Linked DNA regions of Homo sapiens: region 1 is linked to region 2. The links are chromatin loops, found by intact Hi-C in ENCODE. Cell type or tissue: ascending aorta. All regions are shown on one strand. Links, peaks and the distances in the headings refer to the core of each region. The heading gives the core; the rest is flanking DNA. Region 1 holds the start of BEX5 (brain expressed X-linked 5). Region 2 holds the start of GPRASP1 (G protein-coupled receptor associated sorting protein 1).

Region 1 (14,742 bases), core at 1-8,000, 500 kb after region 2:
CTTCTATGACACTGAAAAATATCCACACATATATAGAAACGACTGTTCTAGAAATTTCAAAATTTGATATTAGTATGAAAATTTTATGTACACAGAAGTTCAATCAACATCATCTATGATAATGAACACTACAAACAACCCAAACATCTATAAATATGAAAATGAATATGTGTGTACAATAGCAAAGACTTGGGACCAACCCAATGCCCATCAATGATAGACTGGATAAAGAAAATGTGGCACATATACACCATGGAATACTATGCAGCTATATAAAAGATGAGTTCATGTCCTTTGCAGGGACATGGATGAAGCTGGAAACCATCATTCTCAGCAAACTAACACAGGAACAGAAAAACAAACACCACATGTTCTCACTCATAAGTGGGAGTTGAACAATGAGAACATATGGGCACAGAGAGGGGAACATCACACACTGGGGCCTGTCTGGGGGTGGGGGGGCAAGGGAAGGGATAGCATTAGGAGAAATACCTAATGTAGATGATGAGTTGATGGGTGCGGCAAATCACTCCATGGCACATGTATACTTATGTAACAAACCTGCATATTCTGCGCATGTATCCCAGAACTTAAAGTATAATAATAATAATAATAATAATAATAATAATAATAATAATAAGAAGAAGAAGAAGAAGAAGAAGAAGAAGAAGAAGAAGAAGAAGAAGAAGAAAATGAATATGTGTGTATTATCTTTGTTTTTGAAGGGAGATATTTGGACTGATTTAGAGTAAAATGTGAATAGTATATTTCCTGTAGCGGGGATAAAACTGATATTATCCTTCTACCTTACCTGTGTTTTCTAATTTTGCTGAGGGCTTTTTCTGGTACCTTGGGAACTTGCTCAGCCCAGGTGTAGGACAACTTAAAAGTGCCAGAGATTTTAACATCCTCAGCGTGACATCCACCAATAGAGGGCCAAGTCTGTAGAAAAATACCCCAACTTCTCATCACTAGTTAGGATAATTCTGAGGAGCACTCTAAATCATTTCTGAGACTTGGAGGGTCCCCAGCAGATTTGAGCCAGTTGCCTTTTGGTCTTGTCAGGATCTGGTGCTGTATTTAAAACAACTTTTCCATTCTATTATATAAAAAATAACATGCTAAGTTCTATTTTTAATGGTTTAATGTCTTTTATGCAAACATTTAGTGTCTATTTTTAAGTGTATGAGAATGATAAGGCACTTCATTGTTTTTGAAAATAGTCAATTATCCCGATACAATTTCTTCAATCTAACCTTTCCCCACTGATTCAAAATATTTCAATGCATTTACTAGCATTTTTTCCATATTTGGGTTTGATAATTGAATTTCTTTTCTGGTTCATTTGTTCTAAATTTATTCTGGTACACTATTATCTTAACATTGTAATTTCACAATACTTTTTAAACTTTTATTTTAAGTTCAGGAATACATGTGCAGCTTTGTTATATAGGTAAACTGATCCTCTCCCTCCTCCCATCCTCCACCCTCCTGTAGGCCCCAGTGTTGTTCCCCTCTATGTGTCCATCACAATACATTTTCATCTGTCAGGGTAGCTTCCCCAAATTATTGTCCTGAATCATCAGGGCTAGGTGTTATTGTAAATTGTGGTTACACTAATACAATTTAGAGGAGATCATCAGTTTGTCACAGGTTCTCAAGACATGAAAATCCACCAGAGAGGCTCTATTAGACTCAATGCATCATTTCACGGAAGGACATGTAGAGATCCTTCACGAGAAAATCACTTCTTTCCTTCTTTCCTTCCTCTTTTCTTTTCTTTTCTTCTTCCTTTCTTTCTCTTTCTTTCTTTCTTTCCTTCTTTCTTTCTTTCCTTCTTTCTTTCTTGACAGAGTCTCACTCTATCGCCCAGGCTTGGTGTGCAATGGTGCTACCTCGGCTCACTACAACCTCTGCCGCCCAGGTTCAAGCAATTCTCCTGCCTCAGCCTCCCGAGTAGCTGGGATTACAGGCGCCTGCCACCACGCCCAGCTACTTTTTGTATTTTTAGTAGAGACGGGGTTTCACCATCTTGGCCAGGCTGGTCTTGAACTACTGACCCCGTGATCCACCCACCTCGGCCTCCCAAAGTGCTAGGATCACAGGCACGAGCCACCGCTCCCGGCCTTATTTCAAAGTCCTTAAAGGAGGCAGGGGAATGCTTTCTGGAAGGTTTATATTTATAATATGATTCAGCAGGAGAAACAGATTGCCATGTTTTTACAACTCGAATCCTGTTTTTTCAACTGAAAATAATTGTATTGTCTAGTTATAAAAACAACAACAAAATGAATGCATGCTGATGAAAAATAAAAGGAACCCCCTTCCCAAATAAACAAACAAAAAGGAAAGTAGTTGAAGTGAAAAAAAAATTTGAATACCACTTCCTGCCTATTTTCCAGACTTCCTAGCCTCTCGCTCCCCACCCCTTCTCCGGGTTCCAATCTGGGACCAAGCCCTACAAGACTGTTAGGGCTTTACTTGCTGGACGTGAAGGGGAGAGAAGTGTGCGTTTAGGTGTATAGAAGAGGAAGAAGCGATTTTTTAAAAGCTCCAGCAGAAACCAGAGCAAGCCAAATACAAAATATTATGACCCGTTTGGTCGTGGGGATCGCTAAATAAAAAAATAGAGGGGTGGATAGTAGCCTGTGGTAGTGGTGGAGAAAGCACGAATGAAGAGAAAGGTGGCCCCGCCCACAGTCCCGCCCCCACCCTCCTGCCGCACTGCGGGTGTGAATGGTAATTGGAAATCTGAGCTCACAGTGACGTGACCCTTAGGAGACCCAGAGCCAATGCGTGGATTAGTCCCTCCTCCTAGTTGCAGTCTGGTAGTTGTCGCTGGCCGTGTGACGGCTCGCTGTTGCCCTGAAGGCAGGCGAGCCAGCTGCCCAGGAAAGGTGGAAAGTGGTAGAAGCTGACCCCTGAGCCCTGGCAGGTAGGTGGCGCTGACCGGTGTGTGAGCAGCAGAGGGCAAAGACCAGAGCGGGTCTAGGACTGGATACACACCCTTTCCAGATACACACCCGTTTAGTGCGAGAAATGGAGCGGTTGGGGAGAGGATCTCCCGAGGGGGCTGGATTGAGAATGGGTACCATTTGAGATCTCCTAGGAGGCCGGCCATCGGGCAATGTCTGATGGAGTCCAGCCGGTGGAGGAGACTGAAAGGAAACAGCCTGCTTCCTGCAGGTCCGCGGGAGGGAGGTACAGCCGGCAACCAAGGGTTGGGGAGGGCGGACCCTGCCAAGGTTTTAGGCCTGCCTTCTAGGTATCTTTTCTTCACCCTCTACCCATTTAGAGCTGGAAATGATAGGCTGCGGGGGCCGAGGAGAGGAATTGCTGCAGAGGAGGGGGACAGAGATTAGGTCTGGAAAGCAGGTCCCTATTGCGGCAGTTGAGCGGGCGAGCTTCTGACTGAGGGACAGAGGCGAGGAGCGAGAAACTGTTTTTGGTCTCAGCAGGTCGGTCGGTGTAAGCGTGGGCGCTACCTGTAGATCCTGGAGTGAGAATGACAAAGCGCAGAGACCGCAGCAGGTCCTAGTTTTCAATGCCCACATACCTCTTCACTCATCGTCCATCTTGATGCATAAAATGGTGGGCATGGGAGTGGGGATCGGGTGGAGAGAGGGCCTGATGGATATCTAGATTGAAATTCTTTGTGAATAAACTACGTATTCATTCAGCAAGCTCTTCTAACTCCCCCGCCAGGCAAGTTGCCTGCGTTGCAGAAAGGGTAACTAGATGACAGGTAAGAGGAAACAGTAGAGATGGGCGCCTAAAGAAGAGGTTAAAACGTTTTGGAAATAATCATCTTTGATGCCTATTTCTGGAAGGTGGGATAGCCTGTCACAGGGTGGGAAAAGAAGCCGTGAGACAGGATGGAGGAGAAACAGAAGGTGCTAATACTAGGAGAACCCTAAATCAACTCCCATTACCGGTCCTTTGATTAAAAGATCAGTCCTGGTAATTGTCACATTTGTCTGCAGGTCTTTAAGTGCGTTTGTGCAGCCGATTTCAAGGCTAAGAGAGAAAGACTGCCTCTGATCCCTGAAGGTAGGAGGTTGCCTGGGGCCCTCTGGTGTAGGGGTATCAAGGATCAGAGCAGAATCTGGGTGACTCACAGCCCTTCCTGCCCGAGTTGAGTGCAGGAGAAACTTAGGAGAGTCTTCATAAAATGACAGCCTGTATCTGATGAGGGAAGAAGGGAGTAGAGGGGCGAGATCTGGGGCGCTCCTGGAGAGCTTATTAGGATCCCAGGGAGGTGAAGTCTGGTCTCTCTATGATCGTCCCCCTCCGCTAAGTCGTCTTGCATTTTGGCGGTAGGAGTGGCCTGGGGAAGGGATTTTCAGGGAAAATGATGGGCTTTGGGGCAGCGCTGGGTCTGGGGCGCCCCCTACAGGGTTCATAAAGTTTCTCAGGTGGGAAAACCTTTGCCAAACAGAGCTCTGAATCCTATCAAGCATTCATTCCCTCTTCTTGCTTTTTATCTTCTAGGAAGAAAAAAAAAAAAAAAACAGGAAAAAAACTCAACATGGAAAATGTCCCCAAGGAAAACAAAGTTGTGGAGAAGGCCCCAGTGCAGAATGAAGCCCCCGCTTTAGGAGGTGGTGAATACCAGGAGCCTGGAGGAAATGTTAAAGGGGTTTGGGCTCCACCTGCCCCGGGTTTTGGAGAGGATGTGCCCAATAGGCTTGTCGATAACATTGATATGATAGATGGAGATGGAGATGATATGGAACGGTTCATGGAGGAGATGAGAGAGCTAAGGAGGAAAATTAGGGAACTTCAGTTGAGGTACAGTCTGCGCATTCTTATAGGGGACCCTCCTCACCATGATCATCATGATGAGTTTTGCCTTATGCCTTGAATCTTGAGGTTAATAATCATAAAATCCCTGCTTTCTAAATTCGCATTTTTCCTGGTGTACCTTTAATGTGAACCTTTTGGCATTCTTCTGCAATTTTCTGATTGGAGATTGCATTTTGACCTAGTCTGTAAGTTTTTCTGTCAGAAGAGGACTTTCATCAACTTTCATGGAAAGATGTTTATTGCATACTGTAAAGTTAATAAAGCAATTTAAAAGCAGTCTACAGATAGACTATTTCATTTAGATGTGTACGTATGCACACTATATATAATATATATGAAATATATATATATATATATATATATATATATATATATATATATGAATGAATGAAAACCAGAATGTGCTTTTTCTATGTTGTATAGTTACTGGTACTTTTAAATTTCTTTATTTTTTTCTTGGTTATCCACTTTTTCTCACTTTTCCAAAATGAATACATGTGTTTCCTATGTTTCAGGGAAAAAAAAAGTAAGAAGCAAGGAACTTGCCAATCAACTTATATAGGAAATGGGGGCAATTAATAAACACTTGAAACACAGTTTAAAGACATATAAATCTTATATTACCTATGGATCTCTCATTTAGAAACATGTACCTGATAATTACAGGTACGTTACATTATAAATGCCTTAGACGGCTGCTGTGGGAATCAAATGAGGTGATGACTGAGCTCTGTGTCTTGCTCTATTTATACATGCAAGGCTCCAGCCCTCTAAGTGCCCTTCATATTTAGGGAAGATTCCAAGGAGAGTGCCTATCAGCAAGTCCAGTTGATTTCCAGGTGAGTACGGGTTCAAAATCCATTATCCGAAATGCTTGGGACTAGCATTTCAGATTTCAGATTTCTGGGGTTTTTTTTCTGTTTTTGAAGCATTTGCATGTACATAAAGAGCTGTCTTGAGGATGAAACCCAACTCTAAACATGAAATTTATTTAATTTTATATACACCTCAAACACATAGCCTGAAGGTAATTTTATACAATATTTTTAATAATTTTGTGTGTGAAACAAAGTTTGCGTATATGAAGTCAGGTGTGGAATTTTCCATTTGTAGCATCATGTCATGTTCAAAAAGCCTTGGATTTTGGAGCACTTCGATTTTGGATTTTTGGATTAGGGATGCTCAACTGTAAATGCTTTTCTATTCATCTGCTACTCTGGCTTTCTTTCCTGCATAATACCATAACTATTAGGCACATCTTCCTCTTCTCTTGCGTTTTGCTCCCTCCACTGGCTTCTACCACTGCAGATGTACTGGACTTCTAAAGATGACAAAGACCCACCGATTTCTCTGGAACCTTCAGTAATCCGAATCCCCATTTTGCCTTTTCAAAAATGTATAGAGTGTCCCTCCCTGCTTTAGAGTTATAATTAAACCAGGCAGATACTTCACCAACACTGCTTATAAATGCAAGCAGCCCTTTATGGTTTTCTCCCACTTCCTTCCTCATCCCCTTCTCCCAGACAAATTTGAGTGACACTCATGATAGTGTGCTCAGAATTGGACTATCTCTTCCATCCTCTGATGAATATAGCTTAGTCTCCTTGACTATCAATTTTCTGTGCAGACATTGCTACAGGTTTCATTCTGCACATACACAGGAGTTGTAGGGATAATTTTATGTTCCCAAGACTGTTCTGGTTCACACCACCCTGACCTCAGGAGTCCCCAGTAGTCTACACTAACTTACACGGATCCAGATACGTTTCCCTCTTCCTTTGCTTTGAGATTTCTGTGCCAAATAAACCCGTAATTACAGATTGATGGGAAATAATGGCAGGAACTGGGGATCTGGTAGGTGAATCCCAATTTTAAAACATTGTTCACAGTCATCACTGTTCCCCACTAAACTGTGTCCTTCTCACAGTAAATATTTTGTCTCATTTATACTGGTACCCTTAGTGTTTAGTACAGGGCCTGATAAGTTGTAGGGCACAACAGTTAATTATAGCTGAGTTGAATCCTGCAATCTGGACCCAGGGTTGCTTCTGATTATTTATGGGCAAGTGCTTCTTTTCCCTACACACTGTAGCTTGCAATTAAAAAGGAACACAGCAGAAGAAGCATTATACGCCAATTTCCAAAAAAAATGCACTTATCATAACATTATATATGTCAGTGTTTATCAGCATGTGCTATATAGACCAGCTGCATCAAAATTGCCTGAAGAACTGGCTAAAAATTCAGAAAAAAATGTGTTTCAGTCCATACTCACTGTACCATAGTTAATCAGACATCTCTGGACTTACATAAATTAAAGTGGAGGCCCCAGCTTTAGTCAATCTCAGACACCCCTCTCCCCACCTTATATTTTATAGAAATGGGTGGTTAGTTGATTGGTAGATCTGAGACCTGTGAAAACACTACATAGAATTTAATTAATCTATATACATCAGGCATTATTTTCCCATCAGACGGTGCCCTTCTTAAAGAGACAACTACTTTTTATTTTTTAATGCTATTGTCTTTACTGCATAAGTTCTCAATCCTTGCTTCAGATTTGAAATACCTGAGGATACTTTAAAGTGGAGCTCAGTACCCAATTCCAACCAGTTGAGTCAGACTCATTAAAAGTGAGACCAACAGATCCTTAGTGTGAAAGATCCCGTGGTGATTCCGATGTAGAGTAGAGTTGAGAAGTGAGTGAAATTTGTGGCTAAAATATCTTTGGCTTATTTTCTCTGTACTATCCCTGATTGTGTTACCCTAAGCAGGTTAATTTGTTTATATAGAATTTATATCTTGTGAAAGAAATACCCTAGGGGAGGAATTATACCCCCAAATCACAAAAACATCCTTTTAAGAAAATATTTGCCAGTGTTCGTCCAGCTTCGCTAGCCTATCAAATACTTCAGAATTCCACTTGGAGCTTGTTTAAAATACATAATTCTGGCACCATCCAAAATCCACTCTTTGGCAATGGTACTCAGGTAGCTACATTGTTAACAATCTTTAGGTGATTCTGATGCACATTAGAGTTTGTTGGATCACTTGTGCGTACATTTTTATCCAGATTATGTTAAAAACAAACCAATAAAATAACTAAAATAAAATATAAATGTTCGCCCAAATTCAGGGAAAGGAGTAGCAAGGAGAAGATGTATATGGGCACAAAAAATAATATAAAAAGCTAAAATAAAAATTTTAAAACATTAAATCATAAAGGGAAAGATTGACATTCACCATGTAAAAAATATTAAATCTTCTGCAAAGTAAAGCAAGACTGTAAATAAAGTTCAAGGAACTTCAAGGAATTTCAGTTAGAAAGGAATATGTTCACTAAATCAATTATACCATGGTGACTATAGTTAATAACATAATATTGTCTACTTGAAGTTGCTAGGAGAGTAGACTTTAAGTGTTCTCACCACAAAAATTGATTAGTATGTGAGTTAATGCATGTATTATATTGCTTAATTCAGTACTTCCACAATGTATAAGGATATGAAAACATCATTTTGTGCACCATAAATATATACAATTTTTACTTCTCAACTAAAAACGTAAATTAAAATAGAAGATGAGACGAAGAGCAAAGGCAGCCATCAGCAAGCCAAAAAGAAAGGCCTCAGGAGAAACCAAGCCTGCTGACACCATGATCTTGAACTTCCAGCCTCCAGAACTGTGAAAAATAAACTTCTACTATTTAAACCACCCAGTATGTGGCATTTTGTTATAGCAGTCCTAGTAGACTGATAGAAGATATAACACATATTGGTGGTTATCAAGGACTAGGGGAGACAGTAACGATCAAAAACTGCTTTGTGGGTGAGGGGTTTTACTTTGGGGTGATGGAAATGGTTTGGAACTAGATAGAGGTGGTAGTTGCACAACATTGTGAATGTGGTAAATGTCATTGCATTGTTCACTTTAAAGTAGTTAAGTTTTCGGATATTTTTAATTGTGGAAAAATATACATAATATAAAGTTTACACCTCAGCCATTTGTAAATGTACAATTTATTGGTATTAAGTACATTCATTCTGTTTTAGAATCATCACCGGCATTCATCTCCAGAAATTTTGTGTCATTACAAACTGAAACCCTGTACTCATAAACAATAACTTCCTAGTCCCCATTTTCCTCTCCCTATGTCCCCTGGTAACCACTGTTCTACTTTCTGTCTATATGAATTTGACTTTTCTAGGTATCTCATATAAATGGAATCATACAGTATGTGCCCTTTGATGTCCGGCTTCTTTCACCTAGTATAATGTTTTTAAGGTTCACTAATTTTTTAGCATGTAGCAGAACTTTATTCCTTTCTAAAGCTGACTAATATTCTTTTGTATGTACATATAACATATTGTTAATCCACTCATCTCTTGATGTACACTTGGCTTGCTTCCACCTTTTAGCTGCTGTTGATAATACTGCTAGGAACACGGGTGTATAAATACCTGTTCCAGAGTCTGCTTTCAATTATTTTTGGCATATACCCAGAAATGAAATATAGTGATTTTATGTTAATTTTTTGAAGAAAGGCCATAATGTTTTCCCTAGTGGCTGTATAATTTTACATTCCTACCAGCAGTGTGTGAGGGTTCTAATTTCTCCACACCCTACTTGCCTTAGTCCATTTCGTGTTGCTAAAACAGAATACCTGAGGATGGGTAATTTATAAAGAAAAGAGGTTTATTTAGCTCATGGTTTTGTGGGCTGGGAAATATAAGAAGCATGGCACCCACATCTGCTCTTCCTCTATTGTAAGCCATGAATTAGATCAAAACATTGCAGAGAAGTTCAAAGGGAAAGCAGAGATGTGCAAAGAGATAAAACACAAGGAGTGTCCTGGCTTTACAACAACCCACTTTCCAGGGAACTAACCCATTCCAGTGATAACTAATCCAGTCTCATCAGAGTGTAAACTCACTAACTACCTCCAGAGTAGCACCAAGCCATTCATGAGTGATCCATCCCCATGATCCAGACATCTACCACTAGGCCTCATGTTCCAACACCACCACAATGGGGATGAAATATCAACATATATTTTGGTGGGAACAAACTTAGACCATAGCACTCACCAATGCTTATTTTTTTGATAACAATGATCCTAATGGGCATGAAGTGGTATCTCACTGGGCTTTTGATTTACATTTCCTTAATGATTAGTGATGTTGGGCATCTTTTCATGTGCTTATTGGCCACTTGTATATCTTTGGAGAAATGTTGATTCAATTTATTTGCCCATTCTTAAATTGGGTTCTATGTGGTTTTTTTTGTTGTTGTCACTGACTTATGAAAGTTTTAAAATATGTTCTGGATTTTAATCCCTCTTCAGATATAGACCTGCAAATATTTCCTTTTGTCCTGTAAGTTGCATTTTCATTCTCTTGACACTGTCCTGTGATGCACAAAAGTGTTAAATATTGATCAATTTCTATTTTTTTTTACCTATACTTTGTGTGTCATATTGAAGAAGCAACAGCCAAGACCAATGTCATCAAGCTTTCTCCTATTTTTCTCTAAGGTTTTCATAGTTTTAGATTTTACATTAAGGTCTTTAATCAACTTTTAGTTAATTTTTATAAATGATATGAGATAATAGTACAAGTTCATTCTTTTGCATGAGAATATCCAACTTTTCCAGTATCATTTGTGGAAAAGACTACCTTTTCTCCATTGAACGGAAAACAACTGTAATGAAAAACTTGTTAGAGCAGCTCAATAATGAGTCTGAAGTGAACGAAGAGAGAATCAGTGAGCTTGAGGATAGATAAATGAAGATTATGAGTATAAGGAACAAAAAAACAAAGAAAAATGGAGAAAAATATAGAGACATTAGAGAACCATGGCACACCATCAAGCGTACAAGCATAGGCACGAAGGGAATTCCATAAAGAGGGGAAAAAGAAAAGTTTCAGGAAAATGTATTTGAAGAAATAATGACAAAATACTTTTTGAACTTGATGGAAAGCACGAATCTACAGCTGACTTTTTATCAGAAATCATGGAGGCCAGAAGACAGTAAGATGACATTTTCAGAAAGTTGAAGGAAAAAGACTTAACTAACACTTCTTAGTCTGGAAACTCTCCTTAAAACTTTAAGGATAAATTAAGACACTCTCAAATAACAAACAGTGAGTAATTTTTAATCAGCAGCACTGTCCTACAATAAATACCAATGAGTCTTTCATGCTGAAATTAGAAAACACTAAATGGTAACATGAATCCACATGAAGAAATAAAGAACACTAGTAAGGTAACTAAATAGGTAAATATAAAAGACAGTGTGGTAGACAGAATAGTGGGTTTCCAAAAGTTATGCATGTCCAAACCCCTGGAACCTGTGAATGTTACTTTTTATGCCAAAAAGAGACTTTGAAGATGTTATTAGGTATCTTGAGATGTTATTAAGTGTCTTAATTATCCTGAATTATCTAGGTGGGCCCTAAATGCAATCACAAGTGTTCTTATAAGGAGACACAGGGAAATTTGACACAAAGGAGAAAGAAAGGTATGTGATGATGGAAGCAGAGAGACATTTGAAGATACTATGCTGCTGGCTTTTAAGATGAATGAAGGGGACGTAAGCCAAGGAATACAAGAAATTCAGCTCCAGAAGTTGAAAAAAATAAGGCAGTGGATACCTGCTGACTCTGGTTAAAACCCCATGAAGGCATTTTAATTTCTTACTTCTAGCATTGTAAGAGAATAAGTTTTTCCTATTTTAAGCCACTAAGTTTGTGGTAATTGTTACAGCAACAATAGGAAATAAATACAAATAGTTATAAACGTATATTTGTCTGTAACTCATTTTTCTCTTATTAGATTAGAAAGAAAACTTGATAAAACAATAATTACAAAACAGATATAATGGCTAAGATGTAATTTCTATGACACTCTTCCTAAATCACAAAGGAGGAAAGAGGAAATGGAGATAGTTTTGCATCCCATTAAAATTATTGATACAAATTCACTTGTTTTAAATTAATATACTAATTTTAATCCCTAGGCCAACTACACAAGAAAATTATTCAAAAACTTTGTACAAGAAAAAGGAGAATTAAAATGGTAGGCCAAAAAAATATCCTTTTAAAAGTAATTCAATAATGGAGAAATAGAGGAACAAAAACACACAACAAATGGAAAACAAATAGCAAAACAGCAAATGTAAATATCACCTTATCATTATTGCATTAAATATAAGTTGATTAAACACTTCAGTCAAAAGGCAGAAAGTAGCAGAATGGGTAAAAAAAAAAAAGCATGATACAACTATACACTATCTAAAAGAGAATATATTTAAATAAGCAAATAAAATTAATGTGAAAGGATGGAAAATATATACTATGCAAAGAATAACCAAAAGAGTCAGATGAAAAAGACATTAAGACAAAAAATGTTATCGTAGAATAAAAACGTGTTATATAACAAGTCCTATCCTTCAGGACTATACAAAAATTATAAACATATATGAACATAAAACAGATTTCCAAAATACATAAAGCAAAAACTTACAGAATAGAAGGAAAAAATTAGAAGAGAATCAAGATAATTTAACAATAGTAATTGGAGACTTCAAAACCACACATTCAAAAATAAATGAAACAAATAAGAATATCAACAAGGAAACAGAAGACTTAAACAAAACTACAAAACCAACTGGAATAACAGACATGTATAGAACACTCCAAACAGCATAAGCATACACATTCTTGTCAAGCACCCATGGAACATTTTCCTGGAAAGACTACATAATAAATAATAAAATCCTATATACACTTAAAAGTATTGAAATTATAAAAATAATATTCCATGATCATAATGGAATTAAATTTGTAATCAACAACATAAAGAAATTCAAAAACCCTGCAAATATGTGGAAATTAAACAATGTACTTCAATTCAACCTGAAATATCATGAGAGAAATTGGAAAATACTTTAAAAACAAAAAAAAACCCCACAACACATCAAAAGTTATGGGATATAGTTAAGCAGCATTTAGATGGAAATGTGTAACAGTAAATGTTTACTTTGAAAAGATGAAAATCCCATATCAGTAAACTTTCATCTTAAAAAGCTACAGAAAGAAGAGCAACTTAAATCAAAGAAATCAGAAGGAAGGGAATAGTAACCACTAGAGTGGAAATAAATGAATTACAGAATAGAACATCAATGAAACTAAAAGTTTGTTCTTTGAAAATATATATAAAACCTGACAAAACTTTAGCTACACTCACCAATAAAAAATGATGAAGACTGAAACTATTAAAATCAGGAATAAAAGAGGGGTCATCATTAGCAACTCTACAGATATATAAAAAAAGATTATAAGGTAATACTATTAACAACTGCATGACAAAAAAATGAGACAAGGTAGATGAATGGGATGAATTCCAAAAAAGACACAACCTACCCAATTGACTTAAAAAGAAATAGAAACACAAGTAACATCATTAAAAATGGTAGTGTATGGAACTCCGGAACTCCATAATGAGCAATTAGTGAGCTGGCAAAAACTGCTACCATCAGCTTTCTCAGAACTCTGGAATCCAGTCAAAAAATTATAACAATGAGAGGAAAATTTGGTGAAGAATAAAAGCTGCTAATTTGTGGTAAGAAAGAAATTTTCAATTGCCTATCTACCATTCTCTATGCCCCAGATTAGCAGTGATCTGTTGATGATAGCCCACTATCCTGGTTTAGATAGCTAGTACCAGTGGTAGGAATTTGGACCGTATTCTCATAGAAGTGTGGTATGGCTATCAGCCTGCCTGGCAGCACTTTCATCACTAAGGCTTCTTTCATTACACCAGACTGGGAGGACTCCCAGGGCTTGGGCTGCATTGGCTCTCCAGTTGGCTTTTGCCAGAAGCATTTAAAATCACAGGTATTGACCAAAGAAGTCTGGAGCAAAGGACAACACTCAGAATAAGCAATGAACAGACCGAGAAGCCTGAGAAGGAAGAGTTAGGGAAACAAGATATGTGGAAGAACAAGCATTTTAAAAAACCCTTTATATATACTGGAAAATCAAGAAGGCCATGTGTATGCCAAGGGTGGGACACATACTCAGAAAAGACCAGAGAAAATGCAAGCATTCAACTTCATTGAATTTGAGCTTCAGGCTCTGCATAAGAAAAATGCAAAGCATTAAAAAGGTACTCCAACTCAGAGTTCATCTGCAAAGACTGGGAAATTTGTTTTGTTTTGTTTTGTTTTTGAGATGGAGCCTCACTCTCTAGCCCAAGCTGGAGTACAGTGGCATGATATCCGCTCACTGCAACCTTCGCCTCTGGGGCTCAAGTGATTCTCCTGTCTCAGCCTCCCAAGTAGCTGGGACTAGAGACGTGCGCCACCACACCTGGTAAATTTTTTTGTATTTTTAGTAGAGACGGGGTTTCACCATGTTGCCCTGGGTGGTCTTGAACTCCTGAGCCCAGGCGATCCACCTGCCTCGGCCTCCCCAAGTGCTGGGATTACAGGTGTGAGCCACCGCGCCAGGCCAGGAAATTATTTTTTTATTTATTGTTTTTCTTTTGTTGGCTTTAGGTACTTAGAGTAACGGCATCCAAACACCAGCTGATTAATAAGCTAATAAAACACAGACTTCAGTGGCCACACATGACAAAGAATACATAATTTGCTAAAATACTTTAAAAAGTCACTAAGTAAACAATAACCCACGAGAGAGTAACAACAAAACCCAAGGAAGAGGGAAAATCTAATTTCCAGAGTCAACATATTAGAATCAAAATATACAGATTTCAACAAAACTTTGTGAGGCATATAAGGAAATAAGAAAACATAGCCCATACACAGGAAAGAAATAATTAGATACTATCATGAAAAAGCCCGTGTATTAGAATATCTAGAAAATATTTTTAATCAACTGTCTTATATATGCTCGAAGAACTAAAGGAAATCGT
Region 2 (15,139 bases), core at 1-8,000:
TGAAGCAAAGATTCCTGATCTTCCCCTTCTGGGCTAAGTACCATGTTCCTGGGTTTGCCCCCAAACATTTCACAGAATAAAGATGCTGCCTCTTTCGGAAATCTAAAGGGGCTTATAGATGGGAAGCCGACCCTACCCCATGGACCAGGCTTGAACTGAACAGTGACCTCCTCCCAACTCTGAGGCCTGCGTGAAGGATCAGGCTCCTGTTCAACTGAACACGTGGACCTGCAAATGGCCCTGAACACGGGGCTAGGATTTGATTCAAAATGGGCCTCATCTCCTGCCCAGAACCAGGACCCCACTATGGCCTCATCTTCATCAGCTAATGTCCTGGACCCACAGTTGCTTCCATTGTCAGTCCTGTTATCTACCTCATCTTCAGCCTCAAACCAAGACCCAACAATGGCCCCTTCCTCATTTTCTGGCTTGGACTCACAGGTGGCCACAGTTCCAGTTTCCTTAATGGCTTTGTCTCTAGACCAGAACCAGGACTCAACAATCATCTCTTCATCATCCTCTGGCTTGGATACACAGCATGGTCCTGCTTCTTCACTGACTTCTTTTCCATCCCAGAACCAGGACCCAAAAATGGTTTCCTCTTCAGTCTCTGACTCCATTTCCTCTACTGCCTGAGATCCAGCCTGTATACTGGCTTCTTCTTCAGGCCAGAACCAGGACCCAACAGTGATTTCTTCCTCCTCAGTCCCAGGCTTTGACTCAAAGCCGACTCCTGCCACTGCCTCCGGACTGGCCTCTTCTTCCCAGAACCAGGACCCAATAATGACTTCTTCCTCTTCAGCTTTAGGACTGGATTTGCTGCAAGACCCAGCCTCTCTTCTAATGGTCTCTTCTCTGGCCCCAAACCAGGACCCAACAATACCTTCTTTCTCAGCTGCTAGCCTGTCTTCTTCTCTAGTCTCAGCAGCTGGCTCTAGTCTGTCCTCTTCTCCAGCCCAGAACCAAGAACCAATAATGTCCCCCTCCTCAGCTTCTGGCCTGGACTCTTCTCTGTCAGTAGCCTCTGAAATGGCTTCATCTTCTTTCCAGAACCAGGAATTGATTATGGTCTCCTCTTCAGTCAGTAACTTGGCCTTTTCTCCAGTCCCATCTATATTACTCTCTTCTGTAGCCCATAACCAGGACCCTATAATGGCCTCTGGCTTTGTGTATTTTCTGGACCAGAACCACGAATTGACAATGTCCTCTTCCTCCTCTGGCCTAGACTTCCAACTTCCTCCACCGGCAGGATACATACAGGGTTCTTTTTCTGCCCAGAAGCAAGACTTATTATTGGTCTCCTCAGCCCCTGCCATAAATCTGCATCTGACACCAGTCCCATGCTTCATACTGACCTCTTCTTTGGCTCCAAAACATGGTATCATGGCCTCTTCCTTGTCCTCCAGGCTAGACTTGCTGTTGACATCACCCTCCACACAAGCTTCTACTCTGGTCCAAAACCAGGACCCAATAATGGGCTCCTCCTCCTCAGCCCCTTGCATGGTGTCACAGCTAGTTTCAGCCCTACAATCCATATAGGTCTGGTTTTCAGCCCAAAACCAGGACCCGAATATTGTCTCTTCTTCAGCTCCTGGCCTGGCCTCTTCTCCGATTCCAGCCTCTATATCAACTTGTTCTCCAGACCAAAACCAGGGACCAATGACCTCTTCTTCCTCAGACCTTGTCCTGGACTCACAGCTGACCCCAACACCAGATTCCACACTGGCCGCATCAATGACCCAGAACCACGACCCAAAAATGGTCTCTTCCTCAGCCTCTTGGTTGACCTCTTCACCAGCCCAGAACCAGGAACCAATAATGACCTGTTCATCATCAGCTGCTAGTATAGATTCAGAGGTGGCCTCAGCCCCAGTTTTCATACTGGTCTTTTCCCTAGCCCCAAATAAGGAATCACCAATACGCTCCCCATCAGTCCTTGGTCTGGATTTACTGCTAGCCCCAGTCCCCATACTGGCCTCTTCTTCAGTCCAGAACCAACTCCCAATTATGGACTCATCCTCCACTTGTAGACTGGACTCTATGCTGGCTTCATCTGCCATGCTGGACTCGTCTGTAGCCCAGAACCAGGTCCCAATGAGGGCTTCCTCCTCTGACCTGGCTTCTTGCTTGGCCCTGGCTCGGGCCTTGGTTTTGGCCTCTTCCTTTGTCATTGCTCTGGCCCTGGCCTCTTTCTTGATCATGGGCCTTGAAAAGGTATTAGCATTTTCTTCAGGCCAGAAACAGGACTCTTTTTTAATTACATCTATAGACCCAGGCATGAAATCAATGCAAGCTTCTCGCTTGGCCCTGTGCCTGGCCCTGTTATTGGCCTCCTTCCCAGCTCTCATTTTGGACCTGAATTTGGCCTCCTTTCCAGCCCCAAACCAGGACTCCAAATGGTCTTCATGCTCAGATCCAGAACTTGATTCAACATAGACTTCTTTCTTAGACCTAAACCTGGACCTGCTATTGGGATCTTCCCTGGGCCCAGACCAGGTATTGGTTTTATCTCTGGCCCAGAACCAGGGTGTCTTAACAGACTCATCCTCAGAACCAGAACTAGATGCAATATAGAGCTCCTGGTTAGTTTGGGACCTAGACATGGTATTAGCCTCTTGATTGGCCATGTGCATGGATCTGTTACTGTCTTTTACCCTATTCCCAGGATGAAATTTTGCAGTGACCTCATCTCCACTCCAGAACAAGGAACTCACAGATTTGTCTACCCATTTGAAATCAGAATTAGGAGAGGCTTCTTGTTTGGATGTAGGCCTAGGACAGCACCAGGACCCCATATTGGTCTCCTCCTTTGACCTAAAAGAAGGCTGGAATCCTGCTTGGTAATGGGCCTTCCTTCTAGGAAAGCTCTCAGTGTCTGTATTAACCAGTTCTCTATCCTCAGACAGGTACTTTGTTTTAGCAACCAAGACAGAATCAGTACTGACAAGTGGAGAGGCTATGATATTGGTCTGGGAGTTTCTCTCTGTCTTAGACAATCTTTCAGCACCAAACCTGGGCTGAGCCCACATCTGGGCTTCTTCCTTAAATCGTGAAACAGGTATTGCCTTGGCCTTACTCTTAGGGCGTGCCCCACCCACTGCACTTGTCTCAACTTTGGTGCTTGCTCCAGGCATAACCTTGGACTTATTCTTGGGCCTTGCCCCAGGCATTATCTGGGCCTGGGTCCTAACCTTGGGTCTGACCACCAGAGGGACATCATTCTCTATCTCAGCCCCACCTACAACCTCTTCCCCAGGCTTCTTTTCAGGCTTGACCTGGGCACCAGACTCAATCTCTGCCCCAGTCATGGTACAAGTTACAAAGAAAGTCCAGTACTATACTCCTCCCCCAGTCTAAACCTCAACCACAGATCTGTCACAGGTTTGTTTCTTCACACTCTGATCTTTAGGTGATTGAGGATATAAGCTTGGAAACAAGAGTTAGAGTCAATATCCAGTCCAGTAGTCACTCAGCCTCCTTCCCAAACACAGTCTCAGTCAGTAATTCAATAATACAGATAGAGTGTAGAACAGGCACAACCAAGCTTGAGGAAGACAGAGATTTCCTGGATGGGTGCAGACCCGTTGAGGGTGGTTGTCAGCAGCAACCCCACCACCAGCAGAGCAGCCACTGGAGGTGGATCTAGGGAGAGAGAATGAAATGGGGCTTTGAGTCTCTTCCAATTATGTCATCCCATGCAGAGACATATGCAGTGAGACTGATGTTGAATGCTAGGTGGGACAGCTGGGCTTTGAGAAAGTCTCTCTGGACCGGCTGCCTCCTATTAAACAGGTCCAACAATGGTGGGAAAGTGTGTCGGCAATGGGAGGGGCCAAGAAGTCCCCAGATTGGACCCTAAGCACTCCCGGACCCATGCTGGTCTCCACTACCCCGCCCAAAAGTATACCCACTCTCATACCAACCTTCACTTATGTGGTGCAGTTTCCCCCTCCTTTTCTTGTTCAAGTAGTGTCAAGCCCCACAGCTGACAGAAGGGGGTCCTACAGACAAGTAAACATACAGGAGAGAATGGAGAATGGTAGATAGGCAAGCACTCTGGCTCCTGTGACAAATATCTGTCTTCCCATTCAAGGGTTCAATGTATCTATGGTTTCCTGTGTCCTGGTCCCTGCTCTCAGGTCTTTCTGAGTCACAACACAACCTACACCTATCTCATGTCCCCTGCAAGAAATAAAAAGGATGCTGGCACTGTGCAAATCCAGCAGAGTAGAAGTGGGTCTGCACCCACTGGTCTCAAAGCCACCTGCCATGCTCTCTTTCTCCAACTGTCCCCTGAATTGCCCCCTCCCCCTTCTCACCAACCTCCAGAGGTGTGAGCCAGTCTCCTCCTCCTTGCCTTTCTTGCAGAACTGGCCAGCCTTAAAGCAGGCCTATGGACAAACAGATGAAAAAGTAAGACAGGAAATGAGGGGTGGCAGTAAAGCCCTTGGTAGAGAGACCAACGCTAAGGATAAGAATCCCCATATTATTGATATCTGTCTTTCAACATTCGGGGTTTTGCTGGTGGAATATTCTCGTTTTGTTTAGGCCCTGCTTCAAGGTTCTAGAGATAACAACTCCTTCTCTTGACGTCATACTCTTCTCATTACTCCCTTCTCCAATTCTGAGGATTCACCACTAGGTGCGCCACATCCCCTTGCTCTGCGCAGCAGAAAATGGGGGAAGGGCGCCACATATTCTAGAAAACAGGTCGTGAATTGGTACTTGTCAGTATGTCTCCCTCATCACCCCTACCTCCAAAGCTCACCCTTTCAAGCCCCCAGTTTAGGACGGTGGGGGAGGCAGATGGGGATGGAAGGTGGGGGAAGCGCCTGGAACACCATTAGAGAGGGGAAGATTAAGAGGTGCTCCTGGATGCCTGACCTGCTCTGGTCGCAGTCCCCCACCCCGATTCGGTTCTCCAGTGTTTGGCACCCACCCCACATCCCCACACACCTCCAGAAATCCAGGGAATATTCGTGCTCCTCCTTTATTTCAAGCCTCTCCTCTACAGATGCTCACTGTGTCCTGTCAGAATACGCCAGACCTACCGCGCAGACAGACTTTGACATCAACCTGGAGTCTGTGGGAAGGGACAGCACCCAGGACACGGGGCCCCACAGGCCCCTTTCCGGAATCAGGGCCCGGAGCAGCGAACGCGACCCACCTCCCACGGGCTAGGCACAGAGCTGGGACGCTGGCCCACGAGGGCCCCCCCAGGCGCCCCCCAACTGCCTCCCGGGCGCCCCCCAACACGGCTCCCGTTTGGCCATTTCTCCCGCAGGAGCCTCCCCCACAGCCGTCTCTCGGTACCGAAACCGTCGAGGGCTGCGCGCGGGCGCCTGCAAAGCTGGCTGGGAAGCGGTCAGCGCGGTTCTCCTCCAGACGATCTGACGGTGCCTCTGGAGCCAGCCCCTCAGCCCTTGGTCCGGCCTGGCCCGCACCAGTCACCGCCTCCCCATAGCCAGGGATCTCGGGCACTGCGCACCTCTCTCTAGCGCCCGGCTCCGAACGGATCGTCTCCTCGTTGCCAGGCTGTCAGGGTCCGGGGGGCAGGTTGCCAGCCGGTCCACCCTGGCGGACCACCCCCACACCACGGCCCCCCACCTCACGCACCCCTACTTGCCTTCAGAGGCCCAGAGCCCAGGTCATCGGCCTCCCCCTCCTCTCTTCAGCTCTCCTCTGGCTGCTCTTCAGTTGGATTCCCACCGCTTTCCCAGCGATCCGAATGGCAAAGACGAGTCCCGCCCCCCACGCCTCTGCACCAAACTGGGCAGGGGCTGCGCAGGATGCGGCAAGAACCGCTCTCCGCGAGGGTGTCGGGAAGGGGGGCGGAGGGATACGGCGCGAAAGTGCAGGACGCCCCCCCTCACAGAACCACCATAGTTCCGACCCAGAGGTGGGCGGGGCCAGGACGAGCCCCAGCCGGGGCCTGCGGGTTGGCACCAGGCTGCCTCAGGAGGACCCCGCGGACCCTAACGTGGCGACGACCACCACATTTCTGGCGCTGCTATAATATATGGCACCGGCGGGCGGCTGCGGGGCCGGGCGGAGGACAGGATCGCGAGGTCGCGAAGAGCCGCGCTGGAGGGAGCAGCGGATGGATACCAAACCGTCCCTTGGTGTGTCTGCACCCCCGCCCCAACCGCCCCCCTATAAGGACTGCTGGGTGTTTGCCCTCTCCCCCTCCCTAGTCTGCTCACCCTCCTTCCTGGATGTTAATGGGAGAGGGGGTGTCAGCACTGCAGTGTGGGAGGGGAGAGGCGATTTCAGTCCAGACAGGCCCGGGGTTCTAGGGTGGTCGTCCTGTGCGTTTCTTTCCCAGCTTCGTGGAGCCACGCAGGGGAGGAAGGTACACCTGCTCTTAAGTGAACTCCGGGGCAGGGGGCTCCCATCAAGGACTCACCACTGCCCCTCTTCTAAAAGAAGGTAGACCTAGACCTCTAACCCTAGGAAACCAACCACTGGTCTGCACCAGACTCATTTCTTTCTGCCACACCGCTGTTTCTCATTTCAAATGGTGGCTCACGTTGGCATTGCACCGTCCCCACAGTTGCCCCCAAAAGAGGACCTTTCCCTGTCAGGACCCGCAGGAGGTCATAACAGTCCTCTCTCTTTGATGCCGCCAGGTAGGGATGGTCCTGGCTTCTCTTCGGTTCCCTGTCAAGTCTTCTCTTGCCATGATATTTGGCAGTGTGGAAATGTGGCTGGTATCAAACCAGCTTGGATCTCCGCCACCTGCCACAACTACCTATTGTTTCAGCAGTCATTCTCAGGAGAGGATCCCACCGTGCACCCCCCTCCCCGAGACAAAGCAACCTGGCTCATTTGAATCCTCTTCTTTCACCCCCACATCCGTCCTCTACTCTTGAGCCCCTCCTTTCCCTGCTTCCTGCATGGGACAGACAGAGCAATGTGGTTAAACACCAAGTTGATGTTGTTACTGTTGTCCATTTGAAAACTCATTTAGACACTACCCTCATTGTGTTTGGCAGGTAACGGTCCCCTAAAGATGTCCATGTCCTGTTCTCCAGAACATGTACCATTTTATATTACCTGACAAAGGATCATTAAGATTGCTATTCAGCTGAGTTTAATTTAAGATTATTCTGGGTTATCTTGGCCAATGTAATTGCAAGGGTACTTTAGATGTGGAAGGCAGGGACTCCATGTCAGATTGAAGCAGCATAGAAAGTCTACACTGGTCATCGTTGGCTTTGAAGATGGAAGGAAGCCAAGATCCAAGAAATACAGGCTGTCTCCAGAACCTGGAAAAGACAAAGAAACAGATTCTTCCCTAGAAATGCCAGAGGGATAGCTCCTCTGGCAACATCTTGATTTTAGTGTGGTGAAGCCCTTTGAAGATTTCCAACCTTCCAGGACTGTAAGATAATAATAAATTGGTATTATTTTAAGCCATTCCATGTATGGTAACTGGTTACAGGGTAGCAGCACCAGACCTATCTGGTTTAACTTTTATATAACAAAGTTGTGCATTGTCTTTCAGTTGCCGGGGACCCTCAGATCATGTTACCTGAGCATCCTCAGATGAACCAAGCATGCAATCAGAGGGAGAATGTAAGTGTTTTGAATTAGGACCAGGGCTGAATTAAGAAGTGGACACTGGATGGCAGGATCCAGTCAGATCATGCCTCTCAGCATCACCTCATTGTAAGATCCAAAGCCATCAGGATATACCCTTAATACCCAATGCTTATGAAAACCTGACCCAGCCCCCATCTCAGGGAGACATTATTTTGGGAAGTATCCCTGGTGGTCTCATTACTTCGTTACAAGTAATAAATCCCCTTACTAAATCCTTGCTGTGATCATGGGGTTGATGTCAAACGACTGAACCCACCCACTGTGTTGGTTGGTAACAATAGCAGGAGTAGGAACAGAATACACTCACCATCCTGATGAATTCTATTCCCATTGCCTTTCTTTACCTGTGCTTCAGTCTCTGAGAAATATTTTAGGGCTCATCTCACCAATACAGCCACCAATCCCCTTTACTGTTTTATAATTATGTCCAAAATCACATTTGCACAAGCTTCTGTGGTAATTCTGCAGGTGCTAGGATCTTTATTCCAAGATATTTACTGACAGAGGAATGGTTCTACCAAAAGCTGACAAATTTTACTGTGTGAGACTTTAAAATGTGTGTTGGACAATTTGTTGTCAGTACTCTTAGAAAACATGGTCTTGTATTGGTTAGTATGTATTGAAGTGATAAAGGCCCTACTTTAAGCTTTTCATATGTTAGCTTTGTATGGGTATGTATCAAATAGATTATTATTTTTAAAACCTTTGAGCAAATAAAAGATTGAAATAAGATACTCTGACTGCTAAGCACTATTTATTTCCTCCTATAATTGATTCTAGTTCAATAAATTGCAACAGTCATCTTTCTACTCCTCAGTGCCTACACTAGCACCTGTGTAACCCTGACTTACCACTGAAATCTAAATGTCAGAGCCAAATAATCCATAAGCATTAAGTCCATGATACAGATGCAACTGTGCTCACTCATCATACTCACTGTTTTCTTCCAAATCCCACCCACCACCCCCAAGCATGCTCATGAACTTGCACACCAGCCTATCACTTGCCTGTTCTCCTCTTGTCTGTCTCAATCACCATGGTCATGGACTTGTTTTTGCCTATTTAGTTTTACTTGCCTCTATACTGTCCTTTATGGGCCTCAAGCAAAGCTTCCTTCTGAGACTTCTCTTTTGGTCGAGGCTGAGCCAAACCCTGTGTTTTCTTATAATGTATCCCCTTCTTCTATCTCAAAGTTTCAAAGGTTGTACACAGAAATTAAAGTCCCCTGTAGTCAGGAATAACTAGGCTGAGGTTGGTCTGGTGAACTATATGGTGAAATTGGCCCAACAGATGTCTATTTTCAGTGTAGCCTGAAAATGCTATGGGAAAGATCTCAGCCTGTCTCTACTTCTTGAGACAGGGTACATTTGCAGAACTGGTGGGGAGGCCTGGCCCAAGAATATTTTCAGGTCATATTTGGGGTGGGGTCTACTTCAAGAGAATTAATCTTGAAGAAAAACCAAGTCACGCACAAGGACCCTAGCCCATGAACAATGCCTTGCCATTAGGGAAGTATAGATATTCTAATAGCAACACTGAAATTATTATAGAACTCCTATTTGTGCCTATTCCAACACAAACCCTCAACTGTATATCTGTCATAGCAAAGGCAGGTTTATACATATCCAGGAAATAACTGTCTTTAAGTAAACTCTGTAATGCTCCAGTGTAAGGAACCCATTAATAAAGCATAACCTAAAGAGAGGAAAATATCCTCCTTTCTAACATGGATTTAAACTTTTGACTACTACTCAGATCTGACATCATGAAAACCCTGTGTATAGGTGGAGTTAGGAAATTAGAGAGAACAGTTAATTAGAGGACATTAAATGCCTGGCAATACAGCTTAGAATGGCAGCAACAACTGGAAGAATCACAGGAAAACCCCAAAAATTCAGGACATAGGAAATACCCCTTGAGGATTTTTAGAACTATAGGAGCTGGCAAGGAGAGCTAATTAGCTTTACAGGGAGAAGAAAACCTGAATTTCCACAATGTCAATAAATATTAGAAATTAATGGAATGTCAAATTGCTTTCTATAATAGAAAAAATAATGAGAAAACTACACTACCTTTTGTTGTTGTTTCTCATTAACTAACCATCACTTCCTGCCTCATCATGATAGGGCCTCACCACAGCCTGCATCCAGCCAGCAAATGAGAAAAAGGAGAATAGAAGTAGTTGATTTCCTTCTTAAAATCCATGGTGAGGAAATGCTCACATCATTTCCACTCACATTCCATTGATGGGACTTGATATGGTTTGACTGTGTCCCCACCCAAGTCTCAACTCGAATTGTAACTCCCAGAATTCCCACATGTTGTGAGAGGGACCCAGGGGGAGGTAATTGAATCATGGGGGCCAGTCTTTCCAGTGCTATTCTCATGATAGTGAATAAGTCTCACAAAATCTGATGGGTTTATCAGGGGGTTCTATTTTTGCTTCTTCCTCATTTTTATATTGTCACTGCCATGTAAGAAGTGCCTTTTACCTCCTGCCATGATTCTGAGGCCTCCCCAGCCATGTGGAACTGTAAGTCCAATTAAACCTCTTTTTCTTCCCAGTCTCGGGTATGTCTTTATCAGCAGCGTGAAAACAAACTAATACAGTAAATTGGTACCGGTAGAGTGGGGTGTTGCTCAAAAGACACCCCAAAATATGGAAGCGACTTTGAAACTGGGTAACAGGCAGAGGTTGGAACAGGGCTCAGAAGAAGACAGGAAAATGTGGGAAAGTTTGGAACTTCCTAGACACTTGTTGAATGGCTTTGCCCAAAATGTTGATAGTGATATGGAAAATAAAATTCAGGCTGAGGTGGTCTCAGATGGAGATGAGGGACTTGTTGGGAACTGGAGCAAAGGTGACGCTTGTTATGTTTTGGCAAAGAGACTGGCAGCATTTTGCCCCTGCCCTAGAGATTTGTAGAACTTTGAACTTCAGAGAGATGATTTAAGGTATCTGGCAGAAGAAATTTCTAAGCAGCAAAGCATTCAAGAGGTAACTTGGATGCTGTTAAAGGCATTCAGTTTTATAAGAGAAGCAGAGCATAAAAGTTTGGAAAATTTGCAGGCTGACTATGCGATAAGAAAGAAAAACCCATTTTATGGGAAGAAATTCAAGCCAGCTGCAGAAATTTGCATAAGTAGCAAGCAGCCTAATGTTAATCCCCAAGACCATGGGAAAAATGTCTCCAGGCCATGTCGGAGAACTTCCCAGTAGTCCCTCCCATCACAGGCCTGGAGGCCCAGGAGGAAAAGTGTTCTTGTGGGCTGGGCACAAGGCCCCCATGCTGTGTGCAGCCTGGGCACTTGGTGCCCTGTGTCCCAGCTGCTCCAGCTGTGGCTGAAAGGGGCCAACATACAGCTTGGGCTGTGGCTTCAGAGGGTGGAAGCCGCAAGCCTTGGCAGCTTCCACGTGGTGTTGAGCATGCAGGTGTACAGAAGTCAAGAACTGAGGTTTGGGAACCTCTGCCTATATTTCAGAAGATGTAAGAAACGCTTGGATGCCCAGGTAAAAGTTTGCTGCAGGGGTGGGGCCCTCATGGAGAACCTCTGCTAGGGCAGTGCAGAAGGGAAATGTGGGGTCAGAACCCTCACACAGAGTCCCTACTGAGGCACCACCTAGTGGAGCTGTGAGAAGAGGGCCACCATCCTCCAGACCCCAGAATGATAGATCCACTGACGGCTTGCACTGTGTGCGTGGAAAAGCCACAGATAATGCCAACCCATGTAAGCAGCCAGGAGGGAGGCTGTACCCTGCAAAGCCACAGGGCAGAGCTGCCCAAGACTGTGGGAACCCACTTTTTGCATCTGCATGACCTGGATGTGAGACCTAGAGTTGAAGGAGATCATTTTGGAGCTTTAAAATTTGACTGCCCCACTGGATTTCAGACTTGCATGGGCCCTGTAACCCCTTTGTTTTGGCCAATTTCTCCCATTTGGAATGGTTGTATTTACCCAATACCTACACCCCCGTTTTATCCAGGAAGTAACTAGATTGATTTTGATTTTACAAGCTCATAGGCAGAAGGGACTTGCCTTGTCTCATATGAGACTTTGGACTGTGGACTTTTGGGTTGATGCTGAAATGAGTTAAGACTTTGGGGGATTGCTGGGAAGACATAATTGGTTTTAAAATGTGAGGAAATGAGATTTGGAGGGGCCAGGGGTGAAATGATATGGTTTGGCCATGTCCCCACCAAAATCTCAACTCGAATTGTATCTCCCAGAATTCCCACGTGTTATGGTAAGGACCCAGAGGGAGGTAATTGAATCAGGGATTGGTCTCTCCCGTGTTATTCTTGTGATAGTGAATAAGACTCACAAAATCTTATGGGCTTATCAGGGGTTTCTGATTTTGTTTCTTCCTCATTTTTCTCTTGCTCCCGCTGTGTAAGAAGTGCCTTTTACCTCCTGCCATAATTCTGAGGCCTCCTGAGCCATGTGGAACTGTAAGTCCAATTAAACCTCTTTTTGTTCCCAGTTTCGGGTACATCTTTATCAGCAGCATGAAAACAAACTAATAGAGGACGCAATCACCATTTATTAAAAATCTTGTCCGTTCTCTATATGTGGTGGTGGTAATGAGAGAACCAGATATCCACAGATAAAAGAATAAAGTTGTCTCAGCAAACTAAAAATAGAGGAGAACTTCCTCAACTTGATAAAGGATATTTACCAAAAACCTACAGCTAACATCATACTTAATGGTGAGAAACTTGATTTATCAGTAAGATCAGGAATGAGGCAGATATTTTCCCTTTCACCACTGCTTTTCTACATCATAATGGAAGTCCTAGCTAATGCAATAAAGACAAGAAAAAAGAAATTAAAGTTATACTGACTGGGAAGAAAGAAAACTGTTTTCATGTGCAGATGAAATGACTGTGTATGTACAAAATCTGAAAGAACTGACAACAACAAAAAAACTTCTGGAACTGATAAGTAATTATGGCAACGTTGCAGGATACAAGATTAATATATTTTAAAAATGACTTTCCTAAATACGAGCAATGAGAAAGTAGAATTTGTAGTTTAAAAATGATAACATTTACATTAGCACCTAAAAATGAAACACTTAGGTATAAATCTAGCAGAATATGCACAATATCTATATGAGTGAAACTATGAAACACTGATGAAGGAAATAAAATAACTAAATAAATGCAGAGATATTCCATGTACATGGATAGGAGGATTCAATATTGTCAAGATATTAATTCTTCCAAATTTAATCTATAAATTCAGTGCGATCCCAACCAAAATTGCAGCAAGTTGTTTTGTAAGTACTGACAAACTGATTCTAAAGTTTATATGGAGAGGCAAAAGGCCCATAGTAGCTGACACACTATTGGAGAAGAACAAAGTTGGACCAACACTACCCAACTTTAAAAATTACTATAAAGCTATAGTAATCAAAACAGTGTGGTATCAATGAAAGGACAGGCGAATAAATGCAACAGAACAGAGAGCCCAGAAACAGACCCATGTAAATATGGCCAACTGATCTTTAACAAAGGAGCAAAGGCAATACAACAGAGAAAAGAGAGTCTTTTCAATAAATTATACTGAAACAACTCAACACCCACATGCAAAAAAAATCTAGACACAGACTCTACACATGTCACAAAATTAACTCAAAATGGCTAACAGAACTAAAAGTAAAATGCAAAACTACAGCTCCTAGATGGTTACATTTTCTAAAAGTCTAGATTACCTTGTGTAGGGTGACAATTCTCTAAATATAATACCAAAGGTATGATTCACAAAATAAGGTATTGGTTAGCGGGACTTCATTAAAAGTAAAAACTTCTACTCTGAGAAAGGCACTGTTATCTGAGAAGATAAGCCACAAACCAGGAGAAAATATTTGCAAAAGACATATGTGATAAAGAACTGTTATCTATAATATATGAAGAACTCTTAAAACCCAACAATACGAAAACAAACAGGATTAAAAAATGGGCTAAGGACCTTAACAGACACCTCACCTAAGAAGATATACAGATGGCAAATAAACATATGAAAAGATGCTCCACATTGTATGTCATCAGGAGAATGCAAATTAAAACAACAGTGAGATACCATTATACACTTAATACAATGGTCAACATGTAGGACACTGACACCACCAAGTGCTGCAAAGGAGGTAGAGCAACAGAAACTTATTTAGTGCTGGTAGGAATGCAACATGGTATAGCCACTTTGGAAGATGGTCATGGTTTCTTAGAAAACTAAATATACTCTTAGCAAATAATACCGAAGTGGAACTCCTTGGTATTCATGCAAGTGAGTTGAAAACGTATGTCCACACAAAAACTTGCACATGGATGTTTCTAGCAGCTTCATTTATAATTGCCAATAATTGGAAGTAACCAAGATGTCCTCTACTAGATTAACATAAACTGCGGCATATCCAGAAAATGGAATACTATCCACCACTAAAAATAAATGAGCTATCAAGCCATGAAAAGATCTGGATGAAACTTAAATGCATATTACTAAGTAAAAAAAGCCTTGTAAAAAGGCTACATACTGTTCATCTTGCAGTTCCAGTGGATACAATATTTTTCTTCCTACCTATTTTGGGGACTTGGTTAATCTATTGAAGTATCATACCATGGAAGGGAGATTTCACTGCATATAACTTACATGATTATGTAATATAATGAATATTTTGCTGAAATAAAAAATAAGCTAGACTCCTCTTCATACCATATGTAATATTTAATTCCAAATAGATTAAAGACATAAATATAAGAGCTAAAAGTATCACGCTCTTAGAATAGAGATATGGTTTGGCTGTGTCCCCATCCAAAATCTCATCGTGAATTGTAACCTGCATAACCCCTATAATCCTCATGCGTCAAGGGCAGGACCAGGTGGAAGTAATTAGATCATGAGAGCAGCTTCCCCCATGCTGTTCTCGTGATAATGAGTGAGCCTCACAAGATCTGGTGGTTTTGTAAGTGTCTGGCATTTACCCTGCTTGCACTAACTCCATACTGCCACCCTGTGAAGAAGGTGCCTGCTTCTCCTTTGCCTTCCGCCATGATTGTAAGTTTCCTGAGGCCTCCCCAGCAATGTGAAACTGTAAGTCAATTAAACTTCTTTCCTTTATGAATTAACCAGTCTTCGGTGTTTCTTCATAGCAGTGTGAGAGCGGACTAATAGAAATACATAGGGGTAAACCTTCATGACCTTAGATTTGGCAATGGTTTCTTGGATATAATACCAAAAGCAAGATTAAGAAAAGAAAAAAAATAGATTAAATGGACTTCATCAAAAAATTTTACCCATGACTAAAACACCAAAAGCAATGGCAACAAAAGCCAAAATTGACAAATGGGATTTAATTAAACTAAAGAGCTTCTGCACAGCAAAATAAACTATCATCAGAGTGAACAGGCAGCCTAAAGAATGGGAGAAAATTTTTGCAATCTATCCATCTGAAAAAGGGCTAATATCGAGAATCTACAAAGAACTTAAACAAATTTACAAGAAAAAAACAACCCCATCAAAAAGGCAAAGGATA

What was found. Peaks named below come from ENCODE experiments on the same cell type or tissue, not always from the same donor. Only the 100,000 strongest peaks of a DNase experiment are listed, where the experiment ranks them.
Region 1: it touches region 2 in a loop (4-fold over the local background); 4 of 110 quality-filtered maps call a loop at or near these places.

The regions. Positions count from the first base shown.
Region 1 is chrX:102,144,052-102,158,793 of GRCh38, reverse strand. It overlaps BEX5 (brain expressed X-linked 5), which reads left to right and starts at 2,817. Exons shown (of 3, transcript NM_001012978.3): 1 at 2,817-2,935; 2 at 3,984-4,050; 3 at 4,492-5,082. The coding sequence starts at 4,529. The coding sequence ends at 4,864. RefSeq lists an enhancer at 2,861-3,000. In ascending aorta, for the core only: a CTCF peak has its summit at 4,392 (motif pointing left); DNase peaks (open chromatin) are centred at 2,803 and 4,093; H3K4me3 peaks cover 2,217 bases; H3K27ac peaks cover 1,625 bases.
Region 2 is chrX:102,642,083-102,657,221 of GRCh38, reverse strand. All of the region lies in intron 4 of ARMCX5-GPRASP2 (ARMCX5-GPRASP2 readthrough), which reads right to left. GPRASP1 (G protein-coupled receptor associated sorting protein 1) reads right to left here and starts at 5,739. Exons shown (of 6, transcript NM_001184727.2): 1 at 5,627-5,739; 2 at 5,489-5,535; 3 at 4,957-5,047; 4 at 4,324-4,391; 5 at 3,924-4,001; 6 at 1-3,642. The coding sequence starts at 3,308. In ascending aorta, for the core only: a CTCF peak has its summit at 4,641; DNase peaks (open chromatin) are centred at 4,681 and 5,771; H3K4me3 peaks cover 2,224 bases; H3K27ac peaks cover 1,640 bases; H3K27me3 peaks cover 323 bases.